2 separate regions of the Mus musculus genome follow, and region 1 is linked to region 2. The links are chromatin contacts, found by Hi-C or POLR2A ChIA-PET in ENCODE. All regions are on one chromosome and are shown on one strand. Each heading gives the region's core, a stretch centred on a gene start or an enhancer-like site at or near the end of the contact. The rest is flanking DNA. Distances are from core to core; before and after follow the strand shown.

The links. A loop is a pair of places that touch in the nucleus more often than their neighbours do. ChIA-PET counts read pairs that join two places held with the same protein, here RNA polymerase II (POLR2A).
Region 1: a map of heart shows a loop between it and region 2 (6-fold over the local background). The contact joins the enhancer-like site here to the promoter of Pdlim5 in region 2. A Hi-C loop is called at or near these places in 13 of 37 maps with a recorded cell type or tissue (Patski, adrenal gland, gastrocnemius and 2 more). POLR2A ChIA-PET finds 5 or more read pairs at or near these places in 1 of 5 experiments (Patski).

The regions. Positions count from the first base shown.
Region 1 is chr3:142,436,253-142,441,798 of GRCm38, reverse strand. It overlaps Gm33189 (a long non-coding RNA gene), which reads right to left. Exons shown (of 3, transcript XR_867675.1): 2 at 4,381-4,473; 3 at 2,903-3,436. Among named protein-coding and RNA genes, the nearest start is that of Gm33189, 5.3 kb to the right of the region's middle. Within about 2 kb of position 1,883, at least 1 of the 3 ENCODE cell types and tissues checked has a DNase peak (open chromatin) inside an H3K27ac peak, as active enhancers do; it is heart, where a contact is called at or near this core.
Region 2 is chr3:142,392,545-142,398,142 of GRCm38, reverse strand. It overlaps Pdlim5 (PDZ and LIM domain 5), which reads left to right and starts at 2,447. Exons shown (of 13, transcript NM_019808.3): 1 at 2,447-2,557.

The DNA of each region.
Region 1 (5,546 bases), core at 634-3,133, 44 kb before region 2:
CCAAATTTGTGTCTCGTAGGCTGAGAAATGCTCATTAGGCTGATCTCCTTCAAGGTCTTAGAATATGTGGGTGATTTGTGCATAATTATACCATTAGCTCAAGTTAGCCAAAATGTAAGAATCTAAACCAGCTAAACTACATGCCTCTTCCAGGTTTGTCCCATATAACTTTCCCTGTCACAAAATTGTAGATGACAGTACATTGAAATGAAATCATTGATAGGAAATCCCTCTGGTCACTCAGGGAACTTTGTCTTCAGGCAAAGTTATCTGCTGAATGTGATTACATTCCTACACTCCATCTGGAAACTCAGGAAGCTGATTAGGAAAGTTATAAATAGAATGGGTACAAGTGGTTTGATGTCAGTCTTAAGACTTAAATAATGTTTAGCAGGTGTCAAACCGAGGCCTGCTTCTGTCTGATACTTTCATCGGTGACCTAGATAAGAACCTGGCAATCTACAGAGGCAAAGTCTCCAAGTGATATTGTAAACGTCTTGCTGTGTCCAGCCCACAACGTCCACTCTAATTTCTCCTCCCTCAACCAAGCTTCAGGTCATTTGCACAGCTCAAAGGATTTCATCCTGGAGTTGGTAACTGACTGATGTAACTAATGTAATTGCTCTTCTACGGGTCCTAGAGAGTCTAGATTTGTAAAGTAAGCTTATTGAAAATAATCCATTCGATAGGTACAAATAGGAATCTTGAATTGTTTATTACCTAGGCTACTGCCTCCTGCCAAGCATGGCTAAAACTCTTCTAAATTCATAGGCAATTTTGTAATCACAGCATATCTGAAACTATAGCATTCTTTCTGAACTAAATGGTTGGACCCTTCTCAATAGTATTTAAGTAGTCATCAACAATTGATTAATTAGCATCTGACACTACATGCAGGGAAACAATTGGCTTCTCTGGTTTAATATGTGAATATGCTGTTGTTTGGAGGTAGAGACTAATATTTTACTATATCAACATACCTCAGAGCTCATTCTAAATATATCTTTACATACATATGACATATGTCTTTTATTCTCCATGGTGAAGCCTGAAGGAGAGAACAGGTGACTAGCTGTGGTCCCATGAAAGAGAGAGCAGCTTGTTCCATGAGGCTCACTCAGCTCTAACAATGATTCCAGACCGTAACCAAAATGCCTGCTGTAATTTGGAAATTTGCAAAGGAATGCTTTAACCATATATAGTACAGGCTTAATGAATCTAAAACTATTTTCTAAATAAAAGAGCAGTGAATGCCAACTGGAGAAAAAAAAACCATAGGGCACACTTAAGAGGAACCACAAATATCTGAGAGGTCGAGAGAGCAGACTGCCTCCTGCAGACTTTGCTGTTAAAAATATTCCAGTGATGTATTTTTGTAGCAAGCCAAGGGAAAATGTCCATAAATAGCCCTAGGAAGACCGGCCAGGAACTCACGTTGCCAGTGAAAATATTAAATTCACCGTCATTAGAAATATTTCAAATTCAGTTAGTATTTTGAAAGGGAAAAATATGGAGACACTGAACCATGGTGACATTGAAGTGTGGAGGGAAATCAGTGCTTGCTAGATTCTCATTCATTCTCTCCCTGTTTTCACATCCTATGAACCTTCACCCCGAGTTTAGTTTTTATTTATCATGCATGCTCTTTTATTGTTTTTGTTCTGAGTGTGTGTGTGTGTGTGTGTGTGTGTGTGTGTGTGTAGAGCCCTGTCAACTTTCCCTCTGCATTCCAAGTCATCTCTCAACAGTCAACTCCTTTTATGGAAAAACAATCCGTGTGGGTGGGGTGGGTGTGAGGTCACAAGAGGAAATGTCCACTCTGTGACACAGGATCTGTATCAATAAGAAGTCCTTCATCCTGATAGACACTTCCTCGGGTGTTAACCGCAGGCACTCAACCATAAACTAGGACTTGGCAGCTGTAGACTCTAATCTACCTTCAGATTTGTGAAGTTTCACAATTTTTTTTTCCCTTGAGAACAGCCAATGCTGAGTTCGTGCAATCCCACGGAGCCCAGATCTGTGAATAGCCAGAGTCCATATAAGGAACAGGATACTTGGCCCCTGGCAGCTGAGGAATGCCCGGCTCCTCTGAGCACACAGCAGCCATGATGATGCGGCAGAGGTTTTGCAGCCAATCTCTGAGGGCTTTCTCCCACACTAGATTGAGAAAGAGGGCTTAACAGAAACTGAGGTGCTAGCCAGGGACACTTCAGAAAGATGGCCTATGTGTGATACCTTCTAATTTCTTCAGAACAATAAATGCGTATTCGCTTGTAAACCCAATTAATTGGACATAGTTTAACTGGTTATACATTTAATCTGGGAAGCTTCCTACATCAAAGGCTTGTGTGTCGTAGCTTCCTCCTCTGATGACTTTATGAGCCATTTAAGATCTCCTTTTACTCTGGCATTAGAAAAGAAAGGAACAGAAAGGGCTCAGGGGCAGGAGCCGGACCACCACTGAGCCCTCTTTCCAGCCTTTCCCACTGTGGAAGGGATCTTCTCTGTTATCTTCAAACACGGACGGTAGTCTTCCTCGTCTTATCCTTGGGTTTAATGTAAAAAATATTTTAATACATTAAACACATAAGTTCTCTCATATTTTGATTCTCTCTTTGCCTCTATTTTCACGAGTCTTTACTAGTTAAACAGTAGAAGGACTCTCAGCTAACAACTTCAAAAATACACAAATGGGGGGGGCAAACAACAACAACAACAAAACCATCCTGGCTTCCTTTCTCTTTTTTATTTATTTATTTATTTATTTATTTATTTATTTATTATTTGTAAGTACACTGTAGCTGTCTTCAGACACTCCAGAATAGGGAGTCAGATCTCCTTACGGATGGTTGTGAGCCACCATGTGGTTTCTGGGATTTGAACTCCGGACCTTCGGAAGAGCAGTCGGGTGCTCTTACCCACTGAGCCATCTCACCAGCCCTGGCTTCCTTTCTTATCATCCTCTGTCACTGAAAGCAACAAAGGCGCTTCAGTCATCGAAAGCTGTTTTCCTGTTTTCCTCCTTCACTGAGGCTCAAAATTCTACCAAGACTTTCAAAGTGAGTCAGAAGTCAGTGGAAGCAAGCGAAGGAAAGGCTGCCATGATTTTCAGACTGCGTTTCCCCCACAAACCTCTGAGCTTCAGAGACATCTCTAGGGTAGTGCAGAGGTATGCAGAATAACCAGAGATAGATGTCGTCTATCTCAGGATAGATCCCTCCTCTATTCTCTAACTTAAGGAGACTGAGGTTTGGAACTCGGGGAATTATCCTGGTTCAGAAGGTTGGTTCTGTGACTCGCTGACAATTCGTATGTGATGTATTTGCTAACTAGAAGTGAAAGGGAAAGTTCTGTTCCAAGTTCGGCAGAGCGTTGTGGTCTCATGACAAGGGTGCATATGGACTCTTGAGTGTAGCCCGCCAGCTTTGTGTGCCTGGAACAAGTGGACTTAAGGTTAATAAAGCCCTCTGGAATTTTAATTTCTAAAACATTCTCGTGCATATACATAGGTCATTAAACATACCAGCCGATTAGAACATGGCACTATCAGGCATGATCCAAACAATGGCGCTTGTTTCACACACAAAATGCTCAGTAGACAAACTGGGAAGGAGCCGAGAGCTGTCATTTCATGACTTCATGATTTCCACAATGGTCTCAGTACCCAAAGGCTTCCCTCTGACTAAACCACCCACACAAAATCTTTCCTGTTTACACTGGAAAAGGATGGTATTTATAGTCCTGTCCTCCTTAGCAAATGAGCCCAACATAAAGCCTTCACAGTAGCATACACAATACCTTTTATTTGAAAACCTTTTAAAAGTAGTTATAGCTTTACAAACCTGACACATGGTGCAAAGAAAAAAAATTATACCCAGACATTTGGCTGCTATAAACACATTTCCATTAAGTGTGCTGGAACCTGAATAAGGATCCAAATTTTTGTGGATGTTACACTAACTCTGTGGATGTTACACTAACTCTGTGGATGGTACACTAACTCCCAGCCTTCTCACCCACAGAACGGACATGGAGACTTCAGGAGTCCCAGGCCTTGTTTTGTTTTATCTTGCAAAATTGATTCTCCCTGTGACTTAGATTTCAGAGCTTCATCGAAGACACTGTTAAATACGAGCAGGAGTTTGTTTCTGATTTCTTAACAAAAAAATAAACATCTCCTAACACAGTAAGTGAAGCTCCTTGGCCATTTCCCTTAGATAAACAAACTGCCTACAGCCGAAATGCCCAGAAACATCTTTAATGGCTCCTAACCTGTCAAAGGTCAACTGGCTTGAGTTTGTTTTACTTTCTTCCCTCTGTGGGAATTTTTGAAATCACTGTTATCTTTTAAAAAGAAGATTCCGTGTAGTTCAGTACCTTGGGAACTGTGGGGGCTTCTGTTCTGGTGCATATGGCGTTTTGCTCTGCTCTTCTGGGGGACCGATGCTCACAGCGTGGTTTCGGTGAATGCTAGAATGAAGGACATTTGAATGAATCTGCTGATGATGCTTTTCTATCTCTAGCACATCCCCAGTTCTGCAAGATATGGCTGAGTCCACATCACAGTAGCAAGCACAGGTGGTGTTGTTGAGTGTTAATTTCAGCCTGATCCTTACTCTCCGTCAACACACTTGGCAGCCATGCCTCTGCCTTGCTATTACCTGGTAGAAAATTTCAAAGCCACTGTCAACTGCTCAAAGCTACGTTTTGCCTCTGTTGCTTTTGTGGTTTCTGGGGCTGGAGTGTGAAGCTCCGCTTACTTACAGGCACCTCTGTGGTCACACCAGCTTCTATGCAGAGGCTTTTACAAGTCCTTGTAATTCACCCCTTCGCATAATCCTTTTGCCCTTAAGCTTCTCTCCCCTTTAATCATTCCATAAGAAAGCAATCCTAACTGTAAGCCGCAGTTAACAATAAATGTAAGGTATCATTACTATACAATTTGACTAAGTAATTAACACGAACCAAACTCGTTCACATTCTTTGACACCCAATAATCCAGGACAGAATAGCAAGAGCGGGTCCGGGTTCTTAGCTCCCAGCTCTCTGCTGCTGTCTAAAAGGAATCGCATGAGGAAATTACCCCTGTGGTCACACCAGGAAGGCTCACTCAATGAATGACACAGATGGGTGACCGGGGTAAAGGAGCTCTCTAAATCTGCTCGAAGAAGTCAGGGTCAAAACAAGCAGAGAAAGGAAGAAATTTTGAACCCTCAGGCTTCAGCAAAATCAGATTGGATGAAGCAGAAGGTGAGCCACGAAACTGGAGAAGATGGGACAAAGTATAAAGGGACAGGCCTGCCTGCCGTCTACGCGCTAATTGCAAACAAACTTACCACACACACACAAACGCAGAGAGTCATACATGCATGTGTACAAGAACCAATCACCTGAATGGAGCTATCTGCCTCCCTCTCTCCCCCTGACCCCAACTTGTTTATTTAGTTCTTTAGCCTTTTCTACTATTCTCCTTACTCTGAATAACAAGACCTCAAGCACAATTTTGCAGACAGACCCCCTCCCATATAGCACAAAATGCCTTT
Region 2 (5,598 bases), core at 1,198-3,697:
TGCGTCATAACCTTAAGGGCAACATAACATGCTGGTTGTTGCTCATTGGCATCATAGCTGGCTAGGGTTGCAGGTTGCTCTCCTCCTTGGGAATTTTGCACGATGCTTTCTGGTATTGGAAGGCAGCCTGGAACCAATAAAGTAATATAGTTGGTATGAAGCAATATAGATCATTTGATAACCTCACAGTTATTAGTAATTATGATTCTCTTCAAGGTGAATCAACAGTGTTTCTCACCTAAAAACTGTATGCCGTTAACTGGAGTCCAAGACCATGTCTAGGGAAATAGCTTTGTGAGTTTTTCTTTTTTTGTGTGTGTGGTGCCTTTGGTGGTGATGGTAGTGGTGGTGGTGGTGGTGGTGGTGGTTATGATGATGGTGGTGATGGTGGCGATGATGGTGATGGTGGTGTTGTCGGTGGTGGAGGTAGAGACAGCGGTGGTGGTAGAGGTGATGTTGATGTTGGCAGAGGTGGTAGTAATAGTGATGGTGATAGAGGCTGAGGTAATGTTAGTGGTGGTATTGAGGAGAGAATGAGGCCCTCACACATGTCAGATGGGCCCTCTGTGATACCAAGATAGACCTAGATTGGGGAATAATCTTGGAGCTAAAGTTTAACAATTTCCTGGAAATGGAACAGGTAGTGTTTGTTTAAAAGTATGATTTTGGGAGGCATATCTAAGGATTCTAAGTTTTGATGGGACCCAGGAAAAGGCTACTTTCCAAGAGGACAACTGGATAAGTAACAATTCATGCAAGAATTAAGCAGTTACTTAACCTGCTGATAGTTCCCAGGCTTTGGACTGGAGTGGGAAGGGAGAAGGTTGAAGGCCTGGTTTGCAATTAGGACTAAAACTTAAGGTACATTTGGGCCACCCTATCTACTCTCAGCTCTTTCCTCATCATCTCAGGATGCTGATTCTCTGATGCTATGGTTCAAACCTTGGTAATGAAATAGCATTGATCTAGTTTGATTTTTACTGTATCAGCACCAAGCAGATGAGGGGGTGAAGAGAAGAACGTTATAAGGTAACACAGGCAAGTGACTTGTCACAAGTGGAACTGTCTATCATGTGTTATAGAATCTGTTGCAACTTTCATTTGTAAACATTGTGACTAAGGCTGGTATTCATCCTATGAAGGCAACTGTAAGGCTGACTCTTTGCTTTGCAGGGGATATCTGTTTACATGTAACCATTCTTAACCATTTACTTTGGAATGATCTATGAAACAGAACCCTAAAACACACTAGACAAATCCCACATTAGAAAAATTCTTCCCTGCAAACTAGTTTTCCTTTTAGAATGTAATACAATCAACAACTGGCCAACAAAATATGCAAGTCACATCCATGTTAAACTTTCTAGTATATACATTAAAAAATGAAAATAAGTTGTAATAATGTTTTAAATAGGCAGATAATATCAACATATAATCAACATACCTATTTTTTAAATTTATAACATTTTAAAAACCTGGTCCATATATGTCAACTTGGCCACTAAACATCCAACTGTACAGTGAAATGTAGTCCTACTGAAGCTTCTATTTAATGGAAATCCTATCCTACTCATGTATAAATTTAGATTCATAACAATGATATAAAACATTTTTACAATGAGTTAAATAGACATATGTGGCCAGTGGCTACTATTTGAACAACTTTGAACCTACTTTAGGAGTTTGCTTGTACCTCTAGAGCAGACTCCAGACTCAGGGACTTCGGTTGAGGTTTATTTTTGTTTGATACACCACTTGGTTAACACTTGTGCTTTTAATATTTTAAAAGTTTCTTTTCGAGTATTCGTTAAACATTACTAACGTTTGCTTGTGAATAAATTCTCTGGGCAAAACCAAACAACTTTACAGAAGTAGGTAAATGTGCTGTTAATTTGGAATTAGAAAAATAAGCTGAGGATACAGTGGCTGAATCACTTTTGGCCACTGCTTTGTATGGCTGTCCTTTAGCTTGACGACAGATTTAACTTCTGCATATTAGGGTTAGCGATTTTCACCTTCCTGACAAGCAAACTTCAGAGTTTGCACTTCTCGAGAGTATACAGAGGTCTTTCACAAAAGCAGGCGGTAGTCGCTGAACTTGCACCGGCAGAGATTTAGCTAAAGCCCTTTTCTATTTTCAGCCAGACCAACTGCGGGTCAATTCAAGTTTCTGCAGAGTGAAAAACGCCGAAATACAAAACAGAGAAGCGGAAGGCTAGATCTTTGCCAGGTACCAGTCCAAGACTACACCCCGGAGACTACGCCCACCGAAACTCCACAGGGGCAATTGTTTTTTGTGGCGGCGGCAGCCGGTCCCAGCAAGTCACAGAGCACAACAGGGAGACTCCACTGCCTTCTAAGCCCTGAGCGACGTGGCCCCGCCCAGCCCGGACCATGGGGGCGTGACCATTAGGGGAGGGGCGTGGCCAGCCTTGGGGCGAGGCGGGGCGAGCGCGGAGGCGGAAGTTCCCCACCGGCTTGAGAGGGACGGCGCAGGCACCGCGAGCCACTTGTCAGCGCTGGTCTGAGGCGGAGGGTGCGCCGCGCCGGTCAGGAGGTGAGTGGCCGCGGGAGGCGGAGGAGCACGTCCTGGTCCGCGAGGGAACAGGAGGAGAAGCGGGTGACGGGGTGCGGCGCGTGGAGGGGCGCGGGACGAGAGGAGGACGGGGCGAGCGTGTCCCCGGGAGCCGCTGCTCCTCAGGTGCTCCCGGTGCGCGCCGAGGTGTGAGAAGCGCCCGGGGCAGGGCGGCGCGCGGCGGGACTGAGCGCCCGGAGCCGGGGCTCTCGGGGACCGGCGCTCCGGAGAGCCGGGCGCACCAGGGGGCGCCCGCCGAGCCGGAGGGCAGGCGGCGAAGGGCAGCACCTCGGCCTGGGGCGCGCCAGCCCCCAGGGAAGCTCCGGCGAGCCGAGAGTGTGCGCCTGCACGGGAAAGCGGCGCAGTTTTGTTTGCTGGCTCCCAGGCTACGGAGAAGCGTGTATTTCCCCCTCCCTGAAATATGTGCAGTTGTGTAACCTGTGAGGGTTACACGTCGGTGCGTCCAGAAGGAAAGCCCACTTAGATCAGTCGCGGTCGCCAGTTTTTATGAAACTGGTGTATACTTGGGGCTTGGGTCAGACTGAGCTTCAGCCCCGTTTGACAATGAGTGGAAAGAGGAAGGGCGTATGGACTGGGCAGAACTTGGAAAGAAAATTCGTGACTGGGCTGGGCAGGTCTAGGGTGTGATCGCCAGATCCTATCCCAGGTCCGCCTTCTTGACCCGAGGACGTCTGAACCCGCCTGCTACGGAAACTGCTAGCTGGGGAACCTTATTTGGCCAACAGGGCTAGGCGTGAACCCAAGCTGGGAAACGTCTCATCCCTCAGCCTTAGTGCTTTAGTCCTCCCACCATTCTATCTCAGGAAGGGGAGAAAGAATCTCTAGGTTGTCTTAATTGAAGGGCTCCTCACTTGTAGGTCTCTCCCGGTTACGCACACCAAGGAAACTCGCACACAAGTGTGGGAAACCACTTTTAGCCTCCCTCACTAGCAGTAGATGGAAGGTATTATTTATGCTGTCCCTAAAAGAAAATCCAAAGCTCTACAGAAATTCCAACGTTTTTACATGTTTGAAAGCAGAATAAGCTGTTATTTCCTGCCTGCTTGGTTGGTATTTTAGCATTTGGGCACTAATAACCACATGGGGGAGACTTGGAAAAAGCCAATAAAAATATTGCCGTTGCTTAAGGATCAGAATATTTTCAGACAAATGAATTCCAAGCGAAGCTAGCAGAAAGGGAATTTAGAGAAGAGACCGGTGTTGTGGTTTGGCTGACTTGGCTAGTGCTAGAAATGTTAATAACAAATCGGAGAAATCAGGAAGGGAGTCCCTAAGAAAAGGGAAGTGACATGGATGTGGGATGACACACAAGTACAATACATTCTCTCCTAGGGAAAAATGGAGCCAGAGTACCGTTAGCGTAACTTTCACATTCTTCCCTTGGCACAGTTAAAGATTAAAAAAGGAGAGTGGCCTGTGGACTGTCAGTGGGTTTACTGATTTCTTTGTCCCGTGTGGCACTATCAAGACTGCCTCTACTGGCCTTCAGGAGATCCTCTAGCGCCACGGCAGTGGTGTGTGGCTTGTTATTAGCTCGCTACCATTTGGTTCTCACCTGCCATTTGGCTTCCTCTGGGTCTTTTTGTATAGCCACTGCTTACTACTGCGGTACCAAAGATATGTTACTAAACGGTAGGTTAGTACTATTATGCCGTCTTAAAAGCTTTGCAGTGTACATATTCCCGAAACTAATTTTTCTGTAGGAACTAGATTTCCTTTGAAGTGTTGCCTCACTTTCCCTTCTTGAGAAGAAGGCATTCATTTGCATTCTCCTCAGTGGTACATGTGCTGCTGAACTTGACAACTTGACGTGTCAGGATCGACGTTGGAGTAGATGATTTAAAAGATGAAGTCTGATTTTTCGTCTTTTAAATCAGCTGCTTTAATACACTATATATGCTATATATATTTCTCAGAGAACTATATATAAGCTGAGAATTAGACCCAAGACCTCGTGAATGCTACACAGACTCTCTACCACTGAGATATATTTCTATCTCTAAAGCTTTGTTTTGACAAGTGTCTTTAAAGTATTACAGTGATGTACCTGCCATATTTTTAGATGGAAGTACTATATATCCTTAATATTCTTTTTAAAGAGAGAACAATGTTCACTATTCCCAATGCCTCCTAATTACAAGTAGGACACTCAAGTCAATTTGAGCTTTTAAAAGCTACTCACTGGACCACCAAACAGGCAGCATACACCAGCTGATATGAGGTCCCCAACACATATATAGCAGAGAACTGCCAGGTTTGTGTTCAATCAGAGTTGATGCACCTAACCATCAAGAGACTGGAGGCCCGAGGGAATTAGAGATCAGGTGGGGTGGGAGGTGGGGGGTGGGGACATCCTTGTGGAGGGGGGGGGATGGAGGGGGGGTTGGGGAGGAGGTAAGGGATGTGGAACAGTTAAGAATTGGAGGGTGGACGACAGAGGGGGGAAAGGGGGTTGGTTATAAAATCTGGAGTGTAAAAATAAATTAATAAATAAAAAAGAAAGAAAATACATTAAAGTCAAGGCAAAACAAAACAACCCCCCCCCCCCAAAAAAAAAACTATCCTGAAGTCATTATGAGCCTAAGTACAGCAAGACAGGACAAAAAAGAAAAATATAAAAGCAAAACAGTGCATCATGGTCATTTTCTAAGGCTCCAATTTAGTTTCATTAAGGTTAACCTTGTATTTCAGTTATGGTTAGTAGAGCCTCATTTACTGTCTTGGGAAGGCTTAGTCTTTGCTTTGCTGGAAAACAAGAATTTAGACTAAAATACCACCTGTTCTAGAATTTAGCCCTTCATTGCCTATATGAAAGAAAAATAAGGCTTTAGGTTCACTTCCCAGCCCCATAAACAAACAACTAGATAAACAAAAACCCAGTTTCAGACATACTTCATACTTAGAAATTCTGAACTATTACGTCAGCAACCTTATCTTTCCTTCCTTGACATACTTTTCCACCTTTAAACTCCACCTAAACTTCTGTTCCACCACACCAGAGT